Linked DNA regions of Homo sapiens: all the other regions are linked to region 1. A link is a contact called in ENCODE Hi-C or POLR2A ChIA-PET data. All regions are on one chromosome and are shown on one strand. The core of a region is the stretch at or near the end of the contact, and the rest is flanking DNA. Distances in the headings are between cores, read along the strand shown.

What was found. Hi-C counts contacts between places; a loop is a spot of excess contacts on that map. ChIA-PET counts read pairs that join two places held with the same protein, here RNA polymerase II (POLR2A). Pooled maps may share reads with other maps.
Region 2: a pooled map shows a loop between it and region 1 (4-fold over the local background). The contact joins the promoter of MTNAP1 here to the enhancer-like site in region 1. A Hi-C loop is called at or near these places in 1 of 168 maps with a recorded cell type or tissue (mesodermal cell) and 8 of 50 pooled maps. POLR2A ChIA-PET finds 5 or more read pairs at or near these places in 7 of 52 experiments (AG04450, HEK293, K562 and 3 more).
Region 3: a loop to region 1 is called in a pooled map, with 4 times the contacts of the local background. The contact joins two enhancer-like sites. A Hi-C loop is called at or near these places in 2 of 168 maps with a recorded cell type or tissue (HepG2 and adrenal gland) and 3 of 50 pooled maps. POLR2A ChIA-PET finds 5 or more read pairs at or near these places in 5 of 52 experiments (GM12878, H1, HCT116 and 2 more).

What each region holds. Positions count from the first base shown.
Region 1 is chr17:73,367,833-73,371,631 of GRCh38, reverse strand. It overlaps SDK2 (sidekick cell adhesion molecule 2), which reads left to right. Exons shown (of 45, transcript NM_001144952.2): 37 at 3,039-3,225. Among named protein-coding and RNA genes, the nearest start is that of CDC42EP4, 58 kb to the right of the region's middle. Within about 2 kb of position 2,356, at least 5 of the 41 ENCODE cell types and tissues checked have a DNase peak (open chromatin) inside an H3K27ac peak, as active enhancers do.
Region 2 is chr17:73,231,183-73,235,583 of GRCh38, reverse strand. MTNAP1 (mitochondrial nucleoid associated protein 1) reads right to left here and starts at 3,151. Exons shown (of 6, transcript NM_001351264.2): 1 at 3,095-3,151; 2 at 2,259-2,364; 3 at 1-108. The coding sequence starts at 101. It overlaps VCF1 (VCP nuclear cofactor family member 1), which reads left to right and starts at 3,190. Exons shown (of 4, transcript NM_001098832.2): 1 at 3,190-3,498. The coding sequence starts at 3,278. RefSeq lists an enhancer at 3,697-4,401.
Region 3 is chr17:73,209,131-73,213,473 of GRCh38, reverse strand. VCF1 (VCP nuclear cofactor family member 1) reads left to right here. Exons shown (of 4, transcript NM_001098832.2): 3 at 734-796; 4 at 3,706-4,343. The coding sequence ends at 3,945. Among named protein-coding and RNA genes, the nearest start is that of COG1, 18 kb to the right of the region's middle. Within about 2 kb of position 1,518, at least 3 of the 41 ENCODE cell types and tissues checked have a DNase peak (open chromatin) inside an H3K27ac peak, as active enhancers do.

The sequences.
Region 1 (3,799 bases), core at 1,107-3,606:
TACAGCAGAATTCCTCAAAAGAATCTTCTGTACTCACTCCCTCCGATTCCTCTGCTCTCTTTCTCCCTTGAACTCGCTCCAAATAGGTTCTCATCCCCGCCACCCCACCGAAGCTCTTCCTGCCAAAGTTGTTAATAATTCCCATGTTGCTCATATCGAGTCAAACCACAGGCTTATCCTGCCTGACTCAGCAGCTGTGTTTGACACATGGATCTCTCCTTCCTCTCAAAATGCTTGCTTTCCTCAGCTTCCCTCGCTAGCTCTTCCTCCCCACCAACCACTGAATGCTGGAGGCCCCCAGGGATCAATCCACAGCCCTCTTCTCTACCTAAGAGAATCCATTCATTCTCCCAGTGTGCACTCACGGAAGACCACCTGTGTGCTAATAATGGCAAACTTTTAGCATCAGCCATGACCTTTCCAAATCCAACAGGAACTTTGTTAACTGTTGTACCCCCATTAGTATGAATGCATGAGTGAATGAATGATTTCATACATGACTGCCTCTGCTTTCATTCATCTATCCATATGAGAAGAATCTGCTTTTCGTTATTTTTATGTTATTTTAGAGATGGAGTCTTGTTCTGTTGCCCAGGCTGGAGTGCAGTGGTGTGATCTCAGCTCACTGCAACCTTCACCTCCCGGGTTCCAGCCATCCTCCTGCCTCAGCCTCCCAAGTAGCTGGAACTGCAGGTGCACACCACCACTCCTGGCTAATTTTTGTGTTTTTAGTAGAGACAGGGGTCTTGCCATGTTGCCCAGGCTGGTCTTGAACTCATGGGCACAGGCGATTCCCCTCTCTCAGCTTCCCAAGTGCTAGGATTACAGGTGTGAGCCGCTGCACCCGGCCCTCTCCCCCTTTCTAAAAAAGAAATCACTACAAAAGAAATCCCCATCTCTACGAAAGAAATAGCCAGGTGTGGTAGCACTCATGTAGTCAGAGCTACCTGGGGGGCTGAGGCGGGAGGATTGCTTGAACCTGGAGGTCAAGGTTACAGTGAGCCAAGATCATGCCACTGCACCCCAGTCTGCGTGACAAAATGAGACCCTGTCTTGAAATAAAATAAAATAAAATAAAATGGGAGAGAGGGCCGGGCACAGTGGCTCACACCTGTAATCTCAGCACTTTGGGAAGCCAAGGTGGTTGGATCGCTTGAGCCCAGGAGTTCAAGACCAGCCTGGGAAACATGGCAAGACCCCGTCTCTACAAAAAATTAAAAACTTAGCTGGGTGTGGTGGTGCACACCTGTAGTCCTGGCCACTCAGGAGGCTGAGGTGGGAGGATGGCTTGAGCCCAGGTGGTTGAGGCTGCAGTGAGCTGTGATCGTGCCACTGCACTCCAGCCTGGGCAACAGAGTGAGGCCTGTCTCAAATAAAAAAATAATAATAAAGGGGGAGAGGGATTGGAGAAAAGCAAGGATTTCATGGTAACAAGATGTCCTAACTGCCACCCATACATGCCAGTGGGGACACTTTTATTAGCTCTTTCTCACTTTATGGGCTTCCTCCAGGGAAATGAGAAATTGAAAAGCCGGTGACATGCAGAAACCTCATTGGCCAGCAGGGGGCGCCAAATGACCTCCAATTTTGCACGTGGCTGGGCCCAGCTGGCCGCTATCTGGATGGCCTCAGTCCTGGAACTAGCAGAAGTGTTAACCTGTGCTACAGAGGAAATGATTGAAAACAATGGCTGGGCTTGGTGGTTCGCGCCTGTAACCCCAGCACTTTGGGAGGCCGAGGCGGGCGGATCACAAGGTCAGGAGATCTAGACCATCCTGGCTAACACGGTGAAATCCCGTCTCTACTAAAAATCCAAAAATTAGCCGGGCGTGGTGGCGGGTGCCTGTGTCCCAGCTACTCGGGAGGCTGAGGCAGGAGAATGGCGTGAACCCGTGAGGCGGAGCAAGATCGCACCACAGCACTCCAGCCTGTGTGACAGTGCGAGACTCCATCTCAAAAAACAGAAAGGAAGAGAAAACACCAGGGAGCATCTGTTGTGTTCCTGGCCTAAAGCCTTCTGCAGCCACGGGGTTCCTTAGGAAACTGGCCAAGTACCTGGGTGAAACCCTTAGAACCTGCACCCCTCACACGGACCCCAGGAAGTACGTGTCCTTAACCTCACTGAATGTACGACAAAACTGCAGCTCTGGGAAGTCAGCTGGCCAGGTCCCGCTGCTGTATGCGGTGCAGCTGGGATTCAGCCTCCCGCTGCCCGCCGTCTTGGCCGAGGCCTTCCTCTGCAGCGGGCCTTGTTCCTGTTAACCAGCAGCTGCTGGTGCAGCGGGCCCGGGGTGGCCCTGAGACTCTGCATCCCTCACCAGCTCCCAGGTGACATGAGGCCACCAGCACTTGCACCACACTCTGTCTGGATAGACTCCACACTGCCTTATCTCCCCAGCTCAGCCTCCCGTAGGACGGATTTGCTTTATTCCTCCAGGAACTGTACTAAGTGCTGATGTGCCAGCGCTATGGTAAATCCTCCAGGCATGGCGGGAAACACAGACACTTGGGGGCCATGCCCTGGAGTTTACTGTCTGGCAGAGACCAGGGTCTTGGCTGTGAAAAGGAAGGTTCCAGAAAGGTTTCTAAAACAGTTCTTAAATTCTTTTTTTTTTTTTTTGAGATGGAGTCTTGCTCTGTCACCCAGGCTGGAGTACAGTGGCGTGATCTCAGCTCACTGCAACCTCCACCTCCCAGGTTCAAGTGATTTTCCTGCCTCAGCCTCCAGAGTAGCTGGGACTACAGGCACTTGCCACCATGCCCGGCTGATTTTTTTGTATTTCCAGTAGAAACGGGGATTCACCATGTTGGCCAGGCTAGTCTTGAACTCCTGGCCTCAAGTGATCCACCCACCTCTGCCTCCCAAAGTGCTGGGATTACAGGTGTGAGCCACCGCACCCGGCCTCTTAAAGACTTCTCCGCTGTTTCCCAGGTGACTCACAGCAATGAAGGTGTCTCTGAGACTACAGGTCAGCAGGGACAGGAGGGACTCTCATTGCCCCTGTCCCCCTCACTCCCACATCCTTCTGTTCCCACAGATTTATTTCTGGGAAGCCCAGCGGGGGAACCTCACAGAGCGAGTGAAGACGCTTTTCCTGGCTGAGAACAGCGTGAAGCTCAAGAACTTGACTGGCTACACGGCCTACATGGTCAGCGTGGCCGCCTTCAACGCCGCTGGGGATGGGCCTCGGAGCACCCCCACCCAAGGCCAGACCCAGCAAGCAGGTGGGAGAGGGGGCCCTGAGGAGGGGAGGGGTAGGTCGGCCACGGGGGGTTGCAAGAGGACCTACCTGGCATCCGGGCTCTTGGCAGGCATGGGGGCAGCTGCCTTATCCGCCTGAGGATCTGGTCGTGGTACCCAGGTCCCCAGAGACACCCTCCCAAGTGGGAGAGCCCATTCTCAGAAAAGAGAAGCTGTCCCCATAAAGCCTTGAGAAACCCCCACACCTCATCCCTGTCCTCCCCACCGTTTGCCCCGCCTTGCAGACGGACAGTCAGCACCCCCAGCCCCTCCCAGCCAGCCTACTTCTGCTCCCTGCCTTCTTCCCACCTGCCTTCCCTCTGTCTCTCTGGCTTTGTTCATTCCACAAATACTGAGTGTCTTATGAGCCCGTGCCATGCTAGATGCTAGGGACACAACAGTGAGACCAGCAAGGTCCCCACCCTAGTGCGGGGGACAGATCATAAGCAAGTTGATGAAGTAAATGCAGACGGGGGTCAGCACAGGTGACCTAAGAGTGAGGCAGGAGTGGGTGGATGGCTCTGGATAGGCTCACCCACAAAGCCCTCCCTGAGGAGG
Region 2 (4,401 bases), core at 1,902-4,401, 140 kb after region 1:
GTTGGTCCTATCATCTTACAGTATGGCAAGTGGGATTTTAATCGTTTAAATGGCTTCTTACAGTAAGGACACACTTCCATTCTGGGTGGATTATCACTCATCCTATTCCTGAAAAAGGTAAATGTGAGATTATGAGAAGCACATAGTTTGTACATACCAATATTTTACTTATGTGTTGTATCTTTTAAATTCATTTGGAACAAGCTAGATGTTTGCTACTTACGGTTACAGCAAGTCAACTAGTCATTATATGAGTATAAAAAATTGTTTAAAAACCCTTAAACACGTTATTCAAGGACAGAATGGTAAAGAATAAAAAACTTAGGCCAGGAACCAAAGGTTATTTATTTATTTATTTATTTTGGAAACAGAGTCTCACTCTGTCACCCAGGCTGGAGTGCAGTGGCACAATATCTGCTCACTGCAAACTCCGCCTCCCAGGTTCAAGCAATTCTCGTCTCAGCCTCCCAAGTAGTTGGGACTACAGGGGCATGCCACCACGCCTGACTAATTTTTTGTATTTTAGTAAAGACGGGGTTTCACCGTGTCCGTGTTACCCAGACTGGTCTCGAACTCCTGAGCTCTGGCAATCCACCCACCTCAGCCCCCTAAAGTGCTGAGATTACAGGCGCGAGCTACCACGCCCACGCCCAGCCAAAGGTTACTGATTACAGCAGAGGTTTCCAAAGTGATAAATAGAATATGCACTAGGGTGTAAGAAGAAAATATTAGAATTACCACAATCAAAGAATGAGAAATGAAGCTCTACTAACATTTAGTAATATGCATATACACACACACACACACACAGATATACATAAAATGTATGCATAATGCACAAATATATACATGGCCAAGGACACAGTCCTGTTTTTCACTTATACTTTTTTTTTTTTTTTTTTGAGACAGAGTCTCACTCTGTCACCAGGCCGGAGTGCAGTGTCGGCTCACTGAAACCTCCATTTCCCAGGTTCAAGCTATTGTCCTGCCTCAGCATCCCGAGGAGCTGGGACTACAGGCATGCGCCACCACGCCAGGCTAATTTTTGTATTTTTAGTAGAGACGGGGTTTCACCATGTTGGCCAGGATGGTCTCAATCTCCTGACTTCGTGATCTGCCCGCCTTCGGCCTTCCAGTGTGCTGGGATTACAGGCGTGAGACACCACGCCTGGCCTACTTATAGTTTCTAGTACAACAGATTACTGGCAAATTAGTTTGACATCTTTGTTAAACATATACGATGTAAAAAATTAAAAAAAAAACATTTATACCATGTATATTTGTACCTGTTATTCTTTAGAGTCCAGAAAAGAAAATGTTTAATTCCAATGTTTAGTTGAAAGTTATTTCCTTTCTACATCTCTTATTCTTTCTATAAAGTTCCAGAGGGCAGGAAACATATCTATCCTGCACACAGCTGTATGTAAAAACCTAGCACTGAGCCTGGCATACAATATTTGTTCACTTAATTCTTTAGATATAAACGTTTAAATATTATTCAGTACTACAACTGATAATATCTTCTGACTACCAAAGAGATTAAAAAGGGTGACTGAAACCACTTACAAAATAGACACAATCTTCACCAATCCATTCAATAAAGCAACCAACCCACCTTATCCTGTACGAAGTCCTTCAAAACAAAACTGTTTTCTGCCAACAGATTACAGTAATCATTTTTACTTTGTTGTTGTTTGGTCTTTTTTTTTTTGAGATGGAGTCTTGCTCTATCACTCAGGCTGGAGTGCAGTGGCGCGATCTCGGCTCACAGCAACCTCAGCCTCCCAGGTTCAAACGGTTCTCCTGCCTCAGCCTCCCGCGTGGCTGGGATTACTGGGATTAAGGGCGTGCGCCACCACGCCCAGCTAATTTTAGTATTTTTAGTAGAGACGGGGTTTCACCATGTTGGCCAGGCTGGTCTTGAACTCCTGACCTCAGGTGATCCACCCGCCTCGGCCTCCCAAAGTGCTGGGACTACAGGCGTGAGCCACCGCGCCCAGCCTGCTGGGATTACAGGCGTGAGCCATCATTCTTTCTTTCTTTGGAGGTACACACTAACAGGATGAAAGCCACAGACTGTTTGTTTACAATAATACACACAAATGAAGCCAGTCCATGGACCTTCGGCTAACAACGTTAGGAAGGGCTTGACACCTGCTAGACGTTTCTGCCTCCACTCCACCTCACACTCAACCCTACTTGAAAGATCCCGGTACATTCCCACGATAACGTCTATACGTGGGTGTCTGTTTTCTTACCCGAGCTCCTCCAGGAGGATGCTAGTTTTGTGGGTGCTTCTCCCGGATCCCCATGCTTCCCCGATCACCGTTCCCGAGTGTGGCAGAATGAAACGTGAATGTCAGCCTGTGTAGGACACGATCAGACAGGTGACTTGGCAGCATGCACAGTGAGTAAACGCGGCACGATACTGAACCAAATAGAAACACAGGTTCCGGAAAGCAGAGAGTTAAGACCTCCCCAGCCTCCGGGCTCAAGGAGGACCTCAATAGTTCCACTAATCCTCACCCTCACCTCCGGCGCTCTCCAGCCGCCTTTCCCTCCTCCCGCTGCGTTACCAGCCTGCCCACCTCCCCGCACCCTTCCTTTCCCTGAAAGCTGTTCTGATTCTGCCAGCTGTTCTGATTCTGCGGAGTGGATGGGGTCGGCCCGGCAGCTCCTGGGTCAGGGACAGCCGTTCCCGCAGCCCCACCGAGGATTTCCTCCTGCGGTTCCAGGAAGACCCTCCGCCGGCCCCGGCACCCGATTCCCTACCCTCTCCGCTCAGGAGAGTCTCCCCCAGACTTAGAACGTGGGCCGCGGAAAACAAACCCGCCCTTGCAAGCTCCCCACAGAGCACCGTCCTCACCTCGGAAGACCTGAAAGCCCAGGCGGCCCCGGCGACAAGCCCCCCAGGGAAGCCCCCCAGGCCCCTGCCCAACCCCCGGCCAAGGAACCTCGTCAGGCCGTCTGCACCACTGCCGGATAGGTCCGCCTGTTTTAAAATATGTTACACGGATTCAACTCAAATACTTGTATGATATTATTATGACATAATTGAATTTATTTGAAACCTGGCTTGACTTTTATACCGTACCCTCCGTTGGCTGTGAACAGGCGAGCGCTTCTGCCACCCCAGGGGAGGTCCTTTCTCCCAGAAGCTCCTAGTCGCTCCTCCCGCTCCGAGCCCGCCTCTTCCCGTGGGCGGGGTTACCAGTCGGTGCGGTTGGGATGGTGCCACTGCGCAGCCGCGAGAGGGCGGTACCACGGCGGCAGCGACATGGGGGGGCGCGGAGCAGACGCCGGAAGTAGTGGTGGTACGGGTCCGACTGAGGGGTACTCGCCACCGGCTGCGTCCACCCGAGCGGCTGCGAGAGCCAAGGCCCGAGGGGGTGGGCGTGGCGGCCGCCGAAACACAACCCCCTCTGTTCCCTCTCTTCGCGGAGCGGCGCCGCGTAGCTTCCATCCGCCAGCTGCCATGAGCGAGCGCCTCCGTCCCAGGTGAGAGGGAAGGGACCCCCTTTCCATTCGTCGCCTGAGGATCTGGGAGATAGAGCCGAGGGGGCGCGCGAAATGGGGGTCGGAGCAAGAGTGGACCCGGCGGGGCTCCCTGTGGGGTGCACTGCGGGCCGGGGGAGGAGGGGAGAGGGATGCGCGAGTGATCGGATGCTTGGTTCCTGTGGGTAGCTGGAAGGTGACTCTCCGGGGTCCAGGTCTCCCGCCCCTCCATCTTTTTTCCCCCCTGTCTTTTCCTATTTGGAACGAAGTGTGATCGGTCCCGGAAGAGAGACGGTGGCCCTAAAGCTTTCCTGTCCTAAATTTAGGAGGGTGGGGGGATGGGATAAACGTCTCATCTTGGAGAGGGAGCCCCCAAAGGCTTTTGTGAGGGCACCGGGCGGGGAGCTGCCGGCTCCCCAAGGTCAGAAAGAAAGGTTGGGCTTAACCCCGCAGCAGGGAAAGATTCGGTTAGACCGAAGAACTTGTGCCCTGAACGGTTGTGAACACAGAAGGGCAGATGACCAAGGCGGGTTATGGATCTTCTCTTGACTGTGGCATTAAGAACAAGCTGGATTCTAAACTGTTTGGATTGCGGGGCCGTTTGACTCCGAAGGCGGGAGGAAAGATTTTATCGCGATGCACTCGCTACCTTCCCGAGGGAGCCTGGCCTCGGGACGCGGGTCTTAAATTAGGGGTTCTGTGCTTGACATGTACTACTAGAGTCCGGACTAAGTTGGGATTTCTTAATTTTTTTCTCTCTCTTAATTTCCTCTGCAAGAATGTGTGGAGGAGAAAGTTGGGAAAGGTTACCTCAGAATGCTCTTCCTGTTACGGTCTTTCCACAAGGATCCTTCTCTGAAATAATTATTTCATGTGATTGAAGTTCTCAAAAGTATTCTGAGTTTA
Region 3 (4,343 bases), core at 269-2,768, 160 kb after region 1:
CTATATATACTGCTTAGTATGAACTGAAATGATGTAAAAAATGATGCCAAAGACTTCGATGTTAGTATATGTATGTCTCTATGATCATTGCTAATGGCTGAATAGAATTTCATCATATATGTATATTAATGGATGTAATATAATTAAACCAATTCTCTATTAGACATTTAGGTTGTTTCCAATTTTTAGCCATTATAAACAAGGCCCAGTAAACACTTTTTTTTTTTTCTTTTGAGACAGTCTTGCTTTGTTGCCAGGCTGGAGTGCAGTGGCGTGATCTCAGCTCACTGCAACCTCCGCCTCCTGGGTTCAAGTGATTCTCCTGCCTCAGCCTCCCAAGCAGCTGGGACTACAGGCACACACCACCACGCCCAGCTAATTTTTGTATTTTTAGTAGAGACGGGGTTTCACCATGTTGGCCAGGAAGGTCTCGATCTCTTGACCTCATGATCTGCCCATCTCAGCCTCCCAAAATGCTGGCATTACAGGCGTGAACCACCGCGCCCAGCCAAGATTTTTTAAATGAACTGGAAATTGCAAATCTACCTAACCCTAAAAAAAATAAAAAATAAAAAAAAATTATGTACAGAAATCTTCCCTAATCTGTTTAAAGAACTTTTGCCTTTTCTTAGAGTAGCATCACCCTTGTGCTATTATAGTACGAAATAGATATAATTTGAGATGAAAACTTGACTTACTAGAAACTGATTGTAGTTCTTGCCTTGATTTTCAGACAGTACCTGTAATGAGAAACAGTAAAGAAAACAGACTAAGAGGAAACAAAGCGTTCTGCGCGGTGGGTTTCTAATTGAGTGTAGTGACCTGTTTGTTAAATATTCATGATTCGCAAGGTGCAAGTGGCCATTCTACATTGTTATACTAGGTTAGGAGACGCCTTTGTAGAATACAATTTTTGTTTTTGACTTTGACTTCTTAAGCCTCTAAGTAAATACAGTTGCAGCTGGCTGCAAATCCTGCTATCTGACTTCATCAGCCCGGCCCATTATCATCCTTTCATGAGGTTTTTATTTTTTTATTTTTTTATTCTAGAAAGAGGGGTTGTCCCCTGCTACCTGTAGGTATTGGGGTATGTGACCATAGCTCCAATGGCCTCGGCACCATCACAAGTCTTGGTTTGAGTCTTGTTAATGATGGCAGCTTTGTGAACATTGCTTGTTTTCATTGTTTCAGATAAGTTATCTATATGCATATTATTGGATGTAATTTTTGGTCAAAAAAGGGATAGAACTAGGATTTTAAGAATCACTTTAAAATATATATCTGTAAACAGCATTTTGTTTAATTTATACATTTTTATAATAAAAATACATAATAACCACATTGCAAAAAAGTTGAAGTGTAGAAAAAGTCAAGCAGCTATAATCTTTCCATCCTAATATAACTACTGTGATTTCGTTCTTTCTTTCCAGTCTTTATTTTTTTTGAGACAGTCTCATTCCGATTGCGTAGGCTGGAGTGCGGTGGTGCAATCTTGGCTCACTGCCACCTCGACCTCCGAGGTTCAAGTGATTCCCCCACCTCAGCTTCCTGAGTAGCTGGGACTATAGGCGCGAGCCACCACGCCCAGATAATTTTTTTGTTTTGTTTTGTTTTTGAGATGGAGTCTTACTCTGTCACTAGGCTGGAGGGCAGTGGCGTGATCTCGGCTCACTGCAACCTTCACCTCCCGGGTTCAAGCGATTCTCTTGCCTCAGCCTCCCTAGTAGCTGGGACCACAGGCACACACCACCATGCCCAGCTAATTTTTGTGTTTTTAGTGGAGATGGGGTTTCACCTTGTTGGCCAGGATGGTCTCGACCTCTTGACCTCGTGATCCACCTGCCTCGGGCTCCCAAAGTGCTGGGATTACAGGCATGAGCCACCGCGCCTGGCCTTTTTTTTTTTTGAGATGAAGTCTTGCTCTTGTTGCCCAGGCTGGGTGCAATGGCGCGATCTCGGCTCACTGCAACCTCCACCCCCCAGGTTCAAGCGATCTCCTGCCTCGGCCTCCCTAGTAGCTGGGATTACAGCCGCCTGCCACCATGCCCGGCTAATTTTTGTATTTTTAATTGATACGGGGTTTCACTATGTTGGCTAGGCTGGTCTCAAAACTCCTGAGGCATGAGCCACTGCACCCGGCCAATTTTTTTGTATTTTTAATGGAGATGGGGGTTTTGCCATGTTGGCCAGGCTGGGGTTTTGCCATGTTGGCCAGGTCTCGAACTCCTGCACTCAAGCAGTCCACCTGCCTCAGCCAACCAAAGTGCTGGGATTACAAGTGTGAGGCACTGCACCTGGCCTCCAGTCTTTTTTTTCTTATGTGTAGACTTTACCTAGTTGTAAGCAGACATTTCAGAACCAATGTCTTTGCCTAAGGGAACATAAATGTGGATGTATTAAACGGCTAAGTTTTAAAAAACAATTATATGCTAGATATTAATTACTAGAATTCTTTCTCATGTGCTGAATACAATATTGTATTGCACTGTAAACACAGAAAGGTACTGCCAATTCAGTTATCAGGGTTGTCATTTATTAGAAATGCAATAGTAAAATTGTAAAATAAGGCTGGGCATGGTGGCTCATGCCTGTAATCTTTCCTGCCTGGCACTTTCAGAGGCCAAGGCAGGAGGATTGCTTGAGCTCAGGAGTTGGAGACCAGCCTGAGCAACATAGCGAGATCTTGTCTCTACTAAAAAAAAAAAAAAAAAAAAAATAACGAGGCATGGTGGCGTACGCTTGTAGTACCAGCTGCTTAGGAAGCTGAGGTGGAACAATTGCTTGAGCCCAGGAGATTGAGGCTGCAGTGAGCTTGATCCACTGCACTCGAGCCTGCGTAACAGAGTGAGACCTTGTCTCCAAAAAAAATTGTAAAATACCATAATTCTGAAATGGGTCCTTCGTGTCACCCTCCCCTTTGAGAGTCCTAGTGGTGGAAGGCGGGAATTTCTGAAAGTGACTTTTTTTTTTTTTTTTTTAAAACATGAACTGCAGAATGAAAGTGACTCTTATCAGGGATCTCCGAGTAGCCTCTCCAAGATGACTAAAACACCAAGTCATGTTAGTTACATTAAAGAAAAAGTTAGGCACGCTCATGTACACACATGTACATATGAACTGCAATAATGCCAACATAAGATAACTTGACCAGAAGTCTATTAAAGTCCTTTCAGGGTCTGTGTCCTGCAGTTACAGAATACCATTTTGTGTCTATGATGATCACAAAATTGGCATAGGCTTTTAGTTTTTATCTTCGCTTATACCCAGAAGCCATCTTATTTGTCACCTTTTTTATACTCTGTCCCAATGACTCATACATTCCCTTGGAGGCTGAGAACTGCCTTCTTTGGTTGGAAATTATTGAAATGAATGGGAAAAGCAGGTATAGAATATGTGCAAAAGAATTAGGATATAGTTGAAAGGATTTGGAGTTAGGCAGCCCGTGCTTGAACCTGGACTGGACCCATCCTCCTAGAGCTGTGTATTAAGGACAATAAACCCTGCTCAGCCTGACAGGGTGGCTGTGAGGAGAGGATGAAACGTTTTAGGAGAGCGTACTTTATCAATTCCAAAGCCCAGTATATGTCTTCATCCTCAAGCTGAACTGGAAAGGTACTCTTAATAGAGCGCTGTACATGAAACCACAGTAAAGCTCTTAAACAAAACAGCCTTATTGTGACCCTGTTTCTTTCTTCTTCCTTCCAGTCTTCAGGCAGTGACAGTGGTGGGAGCAGCAGCAGCAGCAGCAGCAGCATCAATAGCCCGGACAGGGCCAGCGGGCCGGAAGGCAGCTTGAGCCAGACCATGGCCGGATCCAGCCCTAACACGCCTCAGCCCGTGCCCGAGCAGTCCGCGCTGTGCCAAGGCCTCTACTTCCACATCAACCAGACCCTGAGGGAGGCCCACTTCCACAGCCTACAGCACCGAGGGCGGCCTCTGACATGATGTGCCGGCAGTTTCTTGCCTTCTGTGAAGGGACAGCGCTGTGCAGATTTGATATTTCAACTTACAACTTGTTTTAAAAGAAAAATTGCACACGAAAAATGCCTGTTGGCTTTTCAGTCTATATTTGAAATAACAGGTTAACAGGCAGTTGTTTACTTGTGGTTTTGCTGCACTATTGCAATTTCAAAGGGGCTTTGAAGCAATTTTTTATAGGATTCTTTTGAGGGAGGGTATCAAATCTATGTCAAGGTAGTGGTTTGAGGAAAACTCATTCTGTGTGTTGAATCCATAGTATGTCCCATTCAGACTGATTTCCAAATCTGTCAACTAGAAACTCTACTTTATGTAAAGGGCCTTTTAAAAATGCGGGATCTTCAATTTTTTTTATTCAATAAACT